Linked DNA regions of Homo sapiens: region 2 is linked to region 1. Evidence: chromatin contacts called from ENCODE Hi-C or POLR2A ChIA-PET data. All regions are on one chromosome and are shown on one strand. Each heading gives the region's core, a stretch centred on a gene start or an enhancer-like site at or near the end of the contact. The rest is flanking DNA. Distances are from core to core; before and after follow the strand shown.

Evidence for each region. A loop is a pair of places that touch in the nucleus more often than their neighbours do. ChIA-PET counts read pairs that join two places held with the same protein, here RNA polymerase II (POLR2A).
Region 2: a map of MCF 10A shows a loop between it and region 1 (3-fold over the local background). The contact joins two enhancer-like sites. A Hi-C loop is called at or near these places in 1 of 168 maps with a recorded cell type or tissue (MCF 10A). POLR2A ChIA-PET finds 5 or more read pairs at or near these places in 1 of 52 experiments (OCI-LY7).

Annotation. Positions count from the first base shown.
Region 1 is chr6:101,717,834-101,724,851 of GRCh38, reverse strand. The region is part of intron 7 of GRIK2 (glutamate ionotropic receptor kainate type subunit 2); the gene reads right to left. Among named protein-coding and RNA genes, the nearest start is that of GRIK2, 330 kb to the right of the region's middle. Within about 2 kb of position 1,776, at least 5 of the 41 ENCODE cell types and tissues checked have a DNase peak (open chromatin) inside an H3K27ac peak, as active enhancers do.
Region 2 is chr6:101,756,535-101,763,531 of GRCh38, reverse strand. The region is part of intron 7 of GRIK2 (glutamate ionotropic receptor kainate type subunit 2); the gene reads right to left. Among named protein-coding and RNA genes, the nearest start is that of GRIK2, 370 kb to the right of the region's middle. Within about 2 kb of position 2,076, at least 2 of the 41 ENCODE cell types and tissues checked have a DNase peak (open chromatin) inside an H3K27ac peak, as active enhancers do.

The DNA of each region.
Region 1 (7,018 bases), core at 527-3,026:
CCTCAAACCTCCTATTTCTCAGAACTCTTAGATTTTTCAGGCATATCACTTATTCTGTCACTGAATTAGGTGTTGTCTTAATCATTTAAAGTATTTATTCTCTCCCCAACCAGATACCAATTTCTAAATATTGGAATTGTGTCTGGACCATCTTTCATTAATGCCTCCTCACCTACCCAAATGCTCTTATGCACAGTTGATGAATCCCATAAATCTATTTTAAATAGTGAATAAAGACTGTACATAGGTGTCTATCAATAGTGGATGGAGTAAACAAAATGTGTTACATGTACACCATGGAATCCTAGATAGCCATGAAAAAGGACAAAATCATGTCCTTTGGAGCAACAGGATGCAGCTAGAGGTCATTATCCTAAGCAAATTTACTCAAAAACAGAAAACCGAGTACCACATGTTCTCACTTATAAGTGGGAGTTAAGCATTGGGTACACGTGGGCATAAAAATGGGCACGATCGATACAGGAAACTACCAGAAGGGGAAGAGAGGGAGGGACACAAGGGCTGAAAAACTACCTATTGGATACTATGTTTACTATCTGGGTGATGGGATAACGTAAACTCCACACCTTAGCATCACACAATATTCCCATATAACAAACCTGTCCATGTACCCCCTGAATCTAAAATAAAAGTTAAATTTTTTTTTTTATAAAGACTATACCTAAGGCAAGGGTGGACATATAACTTATCATTCAAACTGAGGTATTTTGAAAAGTGAAAGAGGGTATTATTAACTACTACCCTATGACAACCAGAAATGTCCAGGGCAAAACAGAACATATGATCTTCAACCTAAGATAAATATGGCTAGTCTACAACTTTCTTGAGAGAAGAGAAATTTCATAGAGTACATAAAATATACCACTGGTTATACAAATATATCTGTAACACTACACAATCTAAAATAAGAAAAAGATAACAAGAAGAGGTAAAGCAGAAAGGGTTTATCCCAACATATGTTAACATTATCTTTGAGAATTTCCTCCATAAGACATGACAATCAGTTAGAAAGAGAGAAATCTAAATTCTCCACTAGCTGTCTTATGTTGCCCAACAGTGAAGTCATATTTTGAATGTGTATCTATTTAGTCTTTATTATATAGATGCTATTAGCCTTCAAACATGTTTTATTAGACTTCACTTACTATTTATTCATTAACCAGTTTAGTTGTTAGATTCTTCAGCTGTGAAAAGAAGGGATTAACTAACTGATCAATAAGGTTCCTTCCAATCCTAAAATTATAGTCCTATAATTATAGGTATTGCAGTGTAGTGCAAAATGTATCTTACAGCCATGGAGGAAGGCAGCTGAAAGGTATTTCTCAGATAAACATATGTTCCAGTTTCTAGTAATTGGCTGACTCAAAAAATGTTGCAAGGTATTTTGCAATCTACTATTATTTTTGAGATTTCTAATTTTCTTTTATTTTTAAATCTTAGATGCTACAGTGGAAAACTTGTCATTTTGCCACTATGACTCATAGTTGTACAATGTCTATAATGGAATGGATAAACACTGTCTTTTAGTTGTCCATATATGAACATTTTACTTTTGCAGTTTATATAGATTTATTTTTTGTGAAACACTATGCCTGGAGAAAAAAAAGATAAATCTTTGACATGAGTCACTTTTTATCAACCCTGGCCATGGAGAAATTACTTGTTATCCTTTGCATTTGAAGACGACAATACTGACTCACTCAAAGTAGTGCATATGCTTTGAATTCTTTTTTCTAAAAGTGAGCATGGACTCTAACTACTCATTCTTTCTGTCTCACCTACTCCAGGCATGACTAAGCACAACTTTCTATAAGATGTCTGGTATCAGAATGCAATTTCTAAATATGATGTTTTTAAAATGGGCAGATGTATCCCTGATAAGAAGGATTGGACCCTTAAAAGGACTGGCAGTAAAAATGACAGCATCCTCTCCCAGATTATTCCATGCTGATCACATCTTAAATCCTTTGCTTTTGCATCTTATTTGTTTCTTCTGTCAGCTTTGGCCCCAGACTTCCTTGGATTCTGACTCTGGTTCCACCATCTTACATATTTCCTTAGACTAGGAATTAGACATTTATCTCCTCCCCACCATCTCATAATATTTTATTCCTTTGGTCCTCATCTTGCCTAACAAAAACACATTTCAAAACTGGGTTTCACAGTTGGCATCCATCCCTCTTTGTATACAGTCCAGATACACTGTCTGGTTGAGAAGAAGGTGAAGCCTTATAAAATGGAACTAAAATGTAGTTTGAATCACTAATCTTGTGCTCATTAACACCATATATAAATTCCTGAGCTATGAGTTGTTATCAGATCTATTTACCGTATTTATACAAACAACCTCAATAGTAGTAAAAATTGTGAAAGACGTAAGTATAAACACAATTAGATCATGTAGATTCAAATGCACAGGTATTACTTGGATCTGAAAGTCAAAGGAAGATAAAGCCATCATAATTAGTACAATTCAATATAGCACTATAAGGTCAAATTACAGAAATTTTTTTGTTGTTGTTTGTTTGTTTTTAATGGACTACCTAATAGAAAGATTTAGTAGATATCAGTTCTAGCCTACTCCTGGTATAAGTAACCAATAAAATCTTTAGGTAATTACTAATCTCTTCATACCATAATTTTTCTCTCTTGAAAAGAAGAATATTGCTAATCACTATAAATCTTTCAGAAATGTTCAGGATGTAGTTGTGAATAATAACAATTATAAAACCACCATATGTAGTTCTCACTACTAGTATATTTAATGAAGTAGAAACATCACTTCATTACTCCTTCCCCCTTTAATGAGGTTATTAAAGCACAAATGGATTAAAGTATTTTTAGAGTTGACATAGATTTAACTTTCTTACAAAAATAAATCGGAAAAAAAGGCCTAAGTGAAAATATTGAGTTCCTTGAAAAGCATGAAACATATTGAAATTAAGAAGTAATTTCTTTTTTTTGTGAGAAGTAATTTCTTAAAGGCAAGTAAAATAAATGATATATACATGTAGTGAATTAAATAATATATGTGTTCCATGTAAGTATGTCAGAATTCCATAGGGTTAAGAAAAGTCAAAGGCATGAAATGCAAACAACAGAAAGACCAGAGAAAGTGGTATAGTTTTAAAAGAGGTAATAAAGAAAAATGAAATGTAGAACAACTTATTAAAGAAGAGAATATGCAGTAAAAATAAAAACATATTTATTATTTATTTATGTATTTTTCAGACAAGATCTTACTCTGTTGCCCAGGCTGCAGGGTGCACTTGGAGTGCACTGCAGGGTATTATGTATCCCTGGAGTGCAGGGGTACAATCATGGCTCATTGTAGCCTCTACCTCCCTGGGCTCAGGTGATCCTCCCATCTCAGCCTCCCAAGTAGCTGGGACTACAGGAACACACCACCACTCCCAGCTAATTTTTATTTTTATTTTTGTAGAGAACAGAGTCTCTCTATGTTGCCCAGTCTGGTTTCGAACTCCTGGGTTCAAGTGATCTGCCCATCTCGGCCTCCCAAAATGTTGGGATTGCAGGCTGAGTCACCCTACCTTGCTGAATACATTTTTATAGTTTACTTGCATGCTATTTGTTGCTGTAAAAACTGCCTTTTAGAATAGAAAAGAGACATCCACAAGTTCTGACAGCAAAAAGTGAAGCAACAATCAATAAACTAAACTGTCCTGAGTACCTATAGAAGAAGCTGCCTGATTAAAGGAATTGTAAAAATTATTAAAAATTTATCATTCTAAAAAACAAATGGACATATTAGATAGAACCACCTATCTGAATGGTTACATCCATACATTCAGTGTTGCTATGCTTAATCGCCAGCTTGCTTAATGATCAATCTCCCAAAACTTGGCATGAACTGTATTTTTAAGATGAAGGAACCTAGACATCAAAATAATGCATATCTGGCATAAAAAATGCAAATGCTAAGATTCTGGCCATAAAAATTTACAGTATTGTCTGAAAATAATTCTGAAAACAAAAAATTTCATCCAGCAATAAAATAAAGGTGAAGTACAGTTTTGCATTTTATTTTATTTTTTTAGTAGTTTGCAAATAAGTGAGTTTAACTAAAACTTTTTTTTTCCTTCTAGGACCTTTTAAATTTGTTTTACTGTAAGACTATTTGAAAATTGATATTTCCATACCTAAGCAAATCTTGGATGACTGAATCATTATTTGTCTTATTTTCAAAAGTACATAAAAATAGATGTGGTATGACAGAAAATGATGTTAGTAAATAAAGACAAATAGTCCAGAATGGACCAAGGTACTTTCAAGACCTATGGCAGAAATACCAGGAATTATTAATAGACAATACTACACTTACACATTTTAATTTAAATCTAAATTAATCAAAATTCTGTTTGATGAATATTTAAGAAGAAACAAATTAACTGCTATGCTTAAACAAATGGTGAAATGAGATAAGCATATTCAACATATATGGTATGAGAATATAGAACACATAAAAGATAAAGAAGAGAAAAAATAATTAATGGGAAAATGTTTTAAATGGTAAAAGTATATTGGCTATTTTATATCCAAATCACAGTTTGAACGGACAAACACATTTTTTATTTTTTTCTGACAGTGTGGGCTGGGTCTGTCTCATAATCATGTTGGATATACATTCAAAATGCAGTACCCTTTTTTGTAAGTTTGATACAGCTCCCTAGAGGATGAGTGACACAAACGAGGGGGTGCAGGGGAGAAAGAAAAAAAAACGAAATCATCCTGAACTACAATGAACATTCAATAAACACAAAAATAAGTATCTTTTTTTCTTAAAATGAATGAGTGAATCAATTGCATTTTTCTTTAATGCAATACTTGGTGTTTTTTCTCTCCTTTTCTCTTTCTCTCTCATCTTTTTTCTCTCTCTTTCTTTTTGAAAGAAAATGTATGACCTAAAAAATCTCAGAATACCTTGTGCTTCTTTGTGAAATGAAAATAAAGAGCAGCACCATCACCACAGTGGCTGTAGGAGGAGAGTCAATGGACTATTAAATGGGAAATCATCTGTTTTCAGATTTTACTTTGCCACCATTACTTCCCTCCAGTGAGCTGTTATCTGGCAGAGGGGGCCTTAATCGCCTCCTATGCTGGCAGAAAACCTTCATGCATTTAGCACAGCTATTCATATAATGTGCAATCACCTCCACACAAAAATTCCAAATAAAATATATGTTTTCCCAGCACAGCAGTGCCATTAGTGCATCTAACTGCCCACTGAACTCCAAAGTCCTAATGTTATTATATTCCAGCTTGTTGAAGGCTCATTATTTTATCTGAGCCTATTTGATGGTTCACAGATACTTAGTTAATTTTCCCTTTTTTTCTTTCTCCCATTGGGTGTTAGTCCCTTGGTGTAAGACATACAGAGACATAAGTAAATGACATAAAATCAAATATTACCACTAAGTCATGTATATAGTTTGGCTAGCAGTGAAAGTATATTTTGTTAACAACTCCTCTGCTCTAGCTGCTGTATAGTTAATGGTGAGAGAATATGAAAGCAAAACAGCAACCAATGGGCCTGCAGAAAATGTGCTTGCTACTTTCCCCAAACAGCTGCTATTTGATTCAGGAAATCTGCCATGCAACAAATTAAAAATGCCTAGGACAATTATGTATTCATCAAAAAAAAAAAAAAAAAAAAAAAAAAAAAAAAAAAAAACCCTTGCAGCCTGTTGCACATTTCAGAAAATACATTTAAATGGCTTCTTTATATTCAAATTTAAAACATCATATATATTGTTCTTTGAAAGTAGAGTAAGAAAACCTTGGATTTGAGAAAGAGAAGATGGAAATATTGAGATAAATATATGCTTTATATATCCTTAGGTTTATATTCTGCTTAATAATTGCAGAAACTTTTCTCCATTTGTATTTTCTTTACAGACACAATTGTGTTATTAGATAAATTGCACAATAAAGTGATGACTATTCAGAGCATGAAGATACCAAGTCAAGGTTGAAACCCTTGCTTGGTTGAGGATCACATGTCAGATTTGGTATCAAATCTTCACCTCTAAGAACACAACAGGACAAACCCAAGTGACCTCTCTGGGCCTCAGTGTCTTCCTGTAAGAATAAAGGTGGTGAACTGTTTGATATCAAAGGCCCTCACCTGTTACAAAAAAGTAGAATCCTTGACATATTGGCAGCATGATCTCTCGAAGATTTTTCACAATACACTGGAAGGGACACAGTCTAGATAATGGAGGGATGATGGTGGTTGGGAATATGGAATTTATAATCTTTTAATCTTTTCTCCTTCAAAAGAATATTGTAGCTTGGAGGCAATTTATAGTACTTGCATACTTCTTCAATTACTCTTGGGATATCAGTATTCAGTAACAGTAAAAAGATTTTTTGTATACAAATTAAGATCTGAATGTCTGACCTTTTCTCTGATATGTGATATTTGTCACTTTTTCCATAGAAGTGTTTATAATAAAATGGTTCTTATAATTTACATCATAATTTGTATCTGGCACCCAATGGTTTTCTAGTTATTTTTTGCTACAAAGATTCTCCCTTCTCCAATGTGTTATAATCTCCTGGAAAACAGCCAATATGATTTCTCTTTATTTTTCTTAAAGGGCAACTAGAATAAGATAAGTGAAATTGCCAACAGCAGAGTTGATCCTTCCTAAGGTATTCAATTAGCATCAGTTTTCAATTATTTTTTATTACATTTTAATGAATAAAATATAAAAATAAACATTGTAAATCCAAAAAATAATTTGGTGGTATAGACAAGAGTATAATACCTGGCAAAGAAACATAGGTAGAAGGGTAAATAATATTTTATTATTAAATATGTTTTCATTATTAAGAAGAATGGCTAATATAACTTAATATGGCATTGTGTAACTTATAGGAACTAGCTATTTATGGACCTGGGTAGTATAATTTAATAAAGACTAAAGGCTTTCCCCAAGCACATACAACTAAACTGCTTACATACAGACATTTT
Region 2 (6,997 bases), core at 827-3,326, 38 kb before region 1:
TTGATTGGCTAATAAATTGAATAAGATGCTAACTTCCACATAGTAAGAAAAATCAGACAAGAAATGTGTGTCTTCTGGGAGACATAGACATTCATAACACATTCAAACAGCTAGTTAATTTGTGTTGTTTAATCAGATATCAGCAACTAACAAAGAGTGACTAAATAAGACTTATATGCCATTTCTAGAAACCTCACATTCAGAGTGGTTTTCAGGATTGAATAAATTAGGACATTACACTGACCCAGAGCTTTGGCACCCAGGAAATCACTCAGTTGTTAAAAACAAATCCTGCTACTCGAATGTTCTTACCACATTGTCATCAAATCAAAGCAGTAGGGACAGCCACTTTGATTTTCTGCCAAGACCCTCAATCTGTACATTGTCCTTTTGTCATTTCTTGTTCCTCTGGAGGATGGCCTTGATGTTCTTTGAAACATTATTTCATTTGTACATGAGCGTCTCCAAGGAACGCCCAGCATGATTTGTCCTGGCACTGTGGCCTCTTGTAGACAGCCCTGGAATCTATACCTGCTGTTGAGTCTGTCTGGGCTGACTCTAGGAGATCTACAATCAAAAGCCAGCTCTTAAGTCTGATGATTCAGTCACAAAGAAGTGTCTCAGCAAAACAAATACATTTTTAAAAATCCAAAATGTACTGAAAATATTATACTTTGATGGTCACTTTAGTTTGCTTCTAGATTAACCTCATGGGTATCTGAAACTGACCTGCCTGACATGTGTACTTTTTAGCTGAATATTAACTGGACAAGAAAGCTGTAATTAGCATCTTGAATTAGAAAAAAACTTCAAATCCTGTCAAGGCACGTACTTAATGACACCATTTTAGACAGAGTCATTTATCAAACTAGACCAGGCAAATGTTGGTCTTGTCACCCTGAATACCTGGATTCAAAGGCAAATTAAGAGCCTAAGTCATTCACTGTCATTCAGAAGTAATTAGGAAGAACCTAATTTTAAAAAAGAAAGAAAGAAATTGGGGCTGGATGGTGGCTCACACGTGTAATCCCTGCACTTGGGGAGGCTCAGGCAGGATTATTTGAACCAGGAGATACCGGTGTCAGGAAAGCAAAACCCAGCATTTTGGGAGGCTCAGGCAGGATTGTTTGAAACCAACTTGGGCAGCATAGCAAGACCCTGTCTTTAAAAAAAATAATAAAATAAAAAAATTAGCCAGGCTTCATGATGCCCACCTGTAGTCCCAGCTACTTGGGAGGCTGAGATGGGAGGATCATTCGAGCACAGGAGTTTGAGGCTGCAATGAGTTATGATAGTGCCACTCTACTCTAGCCTGGGCAACAGAGTGACACCCTGTCTGAGAAAGAAGAGAGAGAGAGAGAGACAGAGACAGAGACAGAGGAAGAGGAAGGGAGGGAGGAAGGAAAGGAAGGGAGGAAGGAAGGAAAGGAAGGGAGGAAGGAAGGAAAGGAAGGGAGGGGAAAGGAAAGGAAGGGAAGGAAGGAAAGGAAGGAAAAGAAACAAACAAAGGAAAGAAAGGAAGAAAAGAAAAGAAGGGAGGAAGGAAGGAAAGGAAGGGAGGGGAAAGGAAAGGAAGGGAAGGAAGGAAAGGAAGGAAAAGAAACAAACAAAGGAAAGAAAGGAAGAAAAGAAAAGAAGGGAGGAAGGAAGGAAAGGAAGGGAGGGGAAAGGAAAGGAAGGGAAGGAAGGAAAGGAAACAAAGGAAGAAAAGAAAAGAAGGAAGGAAGGAAGAAAGGAAGGGAGGGAGGGAGGGAGGGAGGGAAATGGGGGCATTATTGTAAAATCTGATTAGGTAAAATCTTTGCATCTGGTTTTGTTATAAAAGTATAACCTTGAAAAATCGTGACCAGAAAAGCTTTCAGTCTGAGTTTGAAGAAAGGCAAAATACCTTAAGGTCCTATTTTAGTGAATTATTGTGTAAGATAGTGATTTGTTGCTTCAGTGTGGAGTTTTGTTAATTTTTTAGTCTGGAAAGGAATATTGCAAAATAATGTGGGAAAGCTAAAAATATAGCCAACAGAGATAGAGCATGTGTGCTATCATGAGCTCTGGAGAAATGAAGGGGTGGGGCCACAATTGCAAAATATTGTTTTCCCAACTGATTTCCTAATGAGTCAGTTATATTTGCCTTTAGGGGAACCTGTATTAACTTAAAATAGCTGCATGGGGAAAAAAAAAGAAGAAATGACTAAAAATCATTAGAGTCACACAGACTTAAGTGTTCTTGCTTTCCCTTCATTTTCCTTTATTATTGCTCAGCACCAGACATACCACAAAGGCCACCCAGCAATTCACATTGTTTCCATTTGTAGCCATGGAATTCAAAGATAGTGGCCCTAGAGACTATTTCTGTGTACAGGTATGCTTGAAAAGACTAATGTGTGATCCAGCAGTCCTCTTCTCCCTGAATGCTATGATCTTTCTAGATGGAGTCAAAAGAGGACACTCAATATTAGAGTTCTTTGAACCATTTAACTGTCTTTGGATAGTTCTGTTCAGATTCATTTCTGAAGAATCACTGAGACTTCATGTCATGTCCATCAACTAAGAGCTGACATTTGATTCTTATTACTATTTAACATGTATTAAGTATCTCATATGAGACAGACACTGTGTAGATGATATAAAACATAGCTGTCAAAGTCAAGAGATGAAAAATTAATTTTGTATGACAGTGTTAACTTTTCATAGATTGTACTTGATAAGCAAAAATCTCAACATAAAATAGTACACAGCTTAAGAGGCATAGTTTGTGTTAACCTTGATTTATATATAATTATATATAATTAAATATATAATTATATAATTAAATATAATTAAATATATAATTATATATAATTATATATAATTAAATATATAATTATATATAATTAAACATATAATTATATATAATTATATATAATTAAACATATAATTAAATATAATTATATATAATTATATATAATTATATATAATTAATTAAATATAATTAATTATATATAATAAATATATAATTAAATATAATTAATTATATATAATAAATATATAATTAAATATAATTAATTATATATAATAAATATATAATTAAATATAATTAATTATATATAATAAATATATAATTAAATATAATTAATTATATATAATAAATATATAATTAAATATAATTAATTATATATAATAAATATATAATTAAATATAATTAATTATATATAATAAATATATATAATTAAATATATATATTTAATTCCATAATCTCACAGTCATTTAATTAAATATCACTGAATTCATATTTAGGTAGTTTATAAAAACTTTCACAGGTATTTCATCACTCAACAATGTTAAACATTTTACATATACATATTTTTGTTTAAAAAATAAAATGCTGGCCGGGCGCGGTGGCTCACGCCTGTAATCCCAGCACTTTGGGAGGCCGAGGCGGGTGGATCATGAGGTCAGGAGATCGAGACCATCCTGGCTAACAAGGTGAAACCCCGTCTCTACTAAAAATACAAAAAATTAGCCGGGCGCGGTGGCGGGCGCCTGTAGTCCCAGCTACTCGGGAGGCTGAGGCAGGAGAATGGCGTGAACCCGGGAAGTGAGCCGAGATTGCGCCACTGCAGTCCGCAGTCCGGCCTGGGCGACAGAGCGAGACTCCGTCTCAAAAAAAAATAAAAATAAAAATAAATAAAAAAATAAAAAAAATAAAATGCTGCATTTATCTAGCTAGTGATTATTAAAGAAACCTTTTTTTATTTTTTAAAATCTTATTTTAAAACAGTCAATTATTGAAATTATTCATGGATTTTGAATAATTACAAACACAATTGTGACTGTAATAAAATTATTTATATCATTAAAAACTAATATTAAATGTTGGCTGGTTAATACACAACAAAGGGCCTTAATGGTGTCTTTATGACTTGAACTCAAATGACCATTGCTGAATCTGTTCTGCACTTAACAGCCATATGTCCCCTGGTAAACAGTAACCTCTCCAAACCTCATTTGTCCAAGGTATAAAGTAGGTGCAATAATATCTGCCCTACTTTCTCCACTAGGTGTAATGAAGCTCAATAGATACAATGTGTATTAAAACACAGCTAAATCTCTATACACTCAATAGTTGCTGCTGTTTTGTTATGCAAATAAAGAGACATCTAGCTTTGGGGGAGCCTCCTTCTTTTACTCAGAAAATTGTTTTACAACCCCTACAAAAAAAGGAAAATAAAAAATAGCAATTGTAGGTCTTACAGTTGAGAAAATTTTACTAATGTAACTCATTATAATCTTCAATAGCATGTTCAAACTGTTTAATACTTCTTTACATAATTTAAAAGAAAGGGAAAAACAAAATAAATTTTAAAATATTTCCCATTTTAGGTAAAGCTCCAATGGAATCAATCATTACAGATGCAGAGAATATGCCTAAGAATTTTTTAATATGCTACTTGATATGCAAAAATGAAACTCTCTGAGACAGCATGTTGTCAAGCATCATTTAGTTTGGGAGGACTTTAAATGAATATTACAAAAAGAAGACTGGTCCTTTTTCCCTGAATGCAAAATACTTTCACTTACAGTTTAAAATATTTTAGCCATAATGGTGATATGATTTTAGTAGTATAGTTTTACTCTTTTGAAATTAAACAAATAAAGTTAAACAAAAGCTTTTAATAGTTTCAAGTTTATTTATTTTGTCTCCAAAAAGCTTTCCTATGTAAGACAATTATTTCCAAAGAATGAATTAAGAATAAATAGCTTTTCAAAAAAAGAATGATTCCCCCAGTTTATCACGTAATAAAATCTATTACCCCTGAAATCATTTCACTTAATTCTCACTTGCTCTTATATCCCATGCTCTATTCTGCTGAGTGAAATTTAATAAATCTCTCAGTTCAGGATTAAATTTTACTGTTTTATGAACTGTTAAATTACATTGTATTCTTATTAAAACTGGTGTTCTTTCACTCATAGACACATTCCCAACTGTACCCTGGGGCACAATTAAACAAACAGCAGAGATTTTGCTTTCAACATTGGAGTATCTTCCAACAGGGAGCAATGGATGAACACCAGCAAGTTATTTAACTATAAACAATGTGCACTTAATAATCCACATATGCTTTGAATTACATAAACTATATTTTAAGGAGGATAATATATCAAATGGATAATAATCCCCACATCATGCATTCTGGCTTAGTTATAGCAAGATAAGTACTGAAATACACTGAAAAAAATATTAAAATGCTTTAACTCATCATTTATACACTATACTTTATACTCAACCTACCTTCATTCATTTATTTATTTAATTTTTAATTTATTTTAAGGCAGGGCCTCATTCTGTTGCCCAGGCTAGAGTGCAGTGGTACAATCTTGGCTCAATGCAACCTCCCTCTCCCAGGCTCAAGCAACCCTCCCACCTCAGCCTCCCAAGTAGCTGGGACTAGAGGTGCTCACCATCACACCAGGCTAGTATTTTTTGTAAAGTTGGGATTTCACCATGTTGTCCATGCTGGTCTCAAAATTCCTGGACTCAAGCAATCTTCCTGCCTCAGCCTCCCAAAGTGCTGGTATTGTAGGCTTGTGCCATTGCACCCAGTTGTGATTATTTCTTAATGCCAAAAATAAAGCTAGCATTTATAATTCAGATATCAATTCTAAGCAGAAAAAAACTACTAAAATGGACAGACTGAAGTAAGTAAAAGACAAAACATTAGAGAAATTGCTTTTTTAAAAGAAATGAAGAAAATGTTATTTTCCATTTGCAGACCACTAGGGTAGACTTTTCAAACTGTACCTGGAAGGATCTCAATTCCATTAACACAGGATCTCCATGCCTGGATTTATGAAAGAGAGGCCTTAGTAACTCAGTTTGTGAAATTACTCATGTAGGAAGCCAGACTTTATTGTTTGAAGCTGGACTCTATGTCCTTAGGCGAATCGCTCATCCCCTTTGAACCTCAGTATACCAATCTATGAAATAGAATGATAATTGTATTTATCTCATCTGCATGTTGAGAAAAGAAGTTAAATGTATTCCCACTGTAAACTTTTAAATGAAATAATGCATGTAGAGTGCTTCACTAGACTAAACATCCAGGAAAACATAGTTATTATTATCACTATGTATAATTGTCCAATTTTGTTTACATTTTAATAATTTAACATATTCATGATTTTTCTTCCTTACTATATTGTTTTCCATGAAGAACTGAACTTTTAAATTTAAACTGAACTTAAAAATTTAAATACATTAGGTACTGTATAAATATTAATTGATTTATTTGTAAAATGGTTGCCTAAACCCCAATCCTCATGTTTAAAAATATTTTTCTTTTGATAGATAATGTAACAAGTGGCTCTAATATTCACCAGTTCAAAGGCCACAAAGCATAATAATCCAATAATATAATATCAATGAGAGGGCATATATTTTCTTTTCTCATTCCATGCTAACCATATATGTCCCATTTAAAGCTATTTAAAGCAAGATTTTTCTGGAACGTGAATCTCAACCACTAGAGTTTTTACAAAGTAATTACTTACAAGTTTCAGAAGGTCGCTTTTCAAAATTAAATGCATATCTAATAAGATGTCTTTGCTTTTAAGAATATCCATTTGATTTAGGAAGTGTGAGGATTAATTCTTAGTAAGTGCAATAGCAAAAAATGCCAAATTTTTTATCAAACTTCATGAAAATTGAATAAATTCATAAATATTGACTGGCAGACAAGACAACTCTGTATTTTAAACTAGTACATTAAAGCCTACTTGTCTAAGAAGTTGTAGTACTCTTGTATTTGCAGTTAATTCAACACCAAAAATAAATCTTATTTTTAATTTCAAATGGTCATTTAAAGAAATTATTTTCAGAGAGCGCTTGAATGTTTATTTTTATACCAAGCCCTTATAAACTTGTCCTTTATGAAGAGTTTATGGCAACCTTCAAAATGACGTTTAGTAGAACAGCCTCTGAGATTCATGATTGGCATGAAGGCTTTGCTTAGGAGAA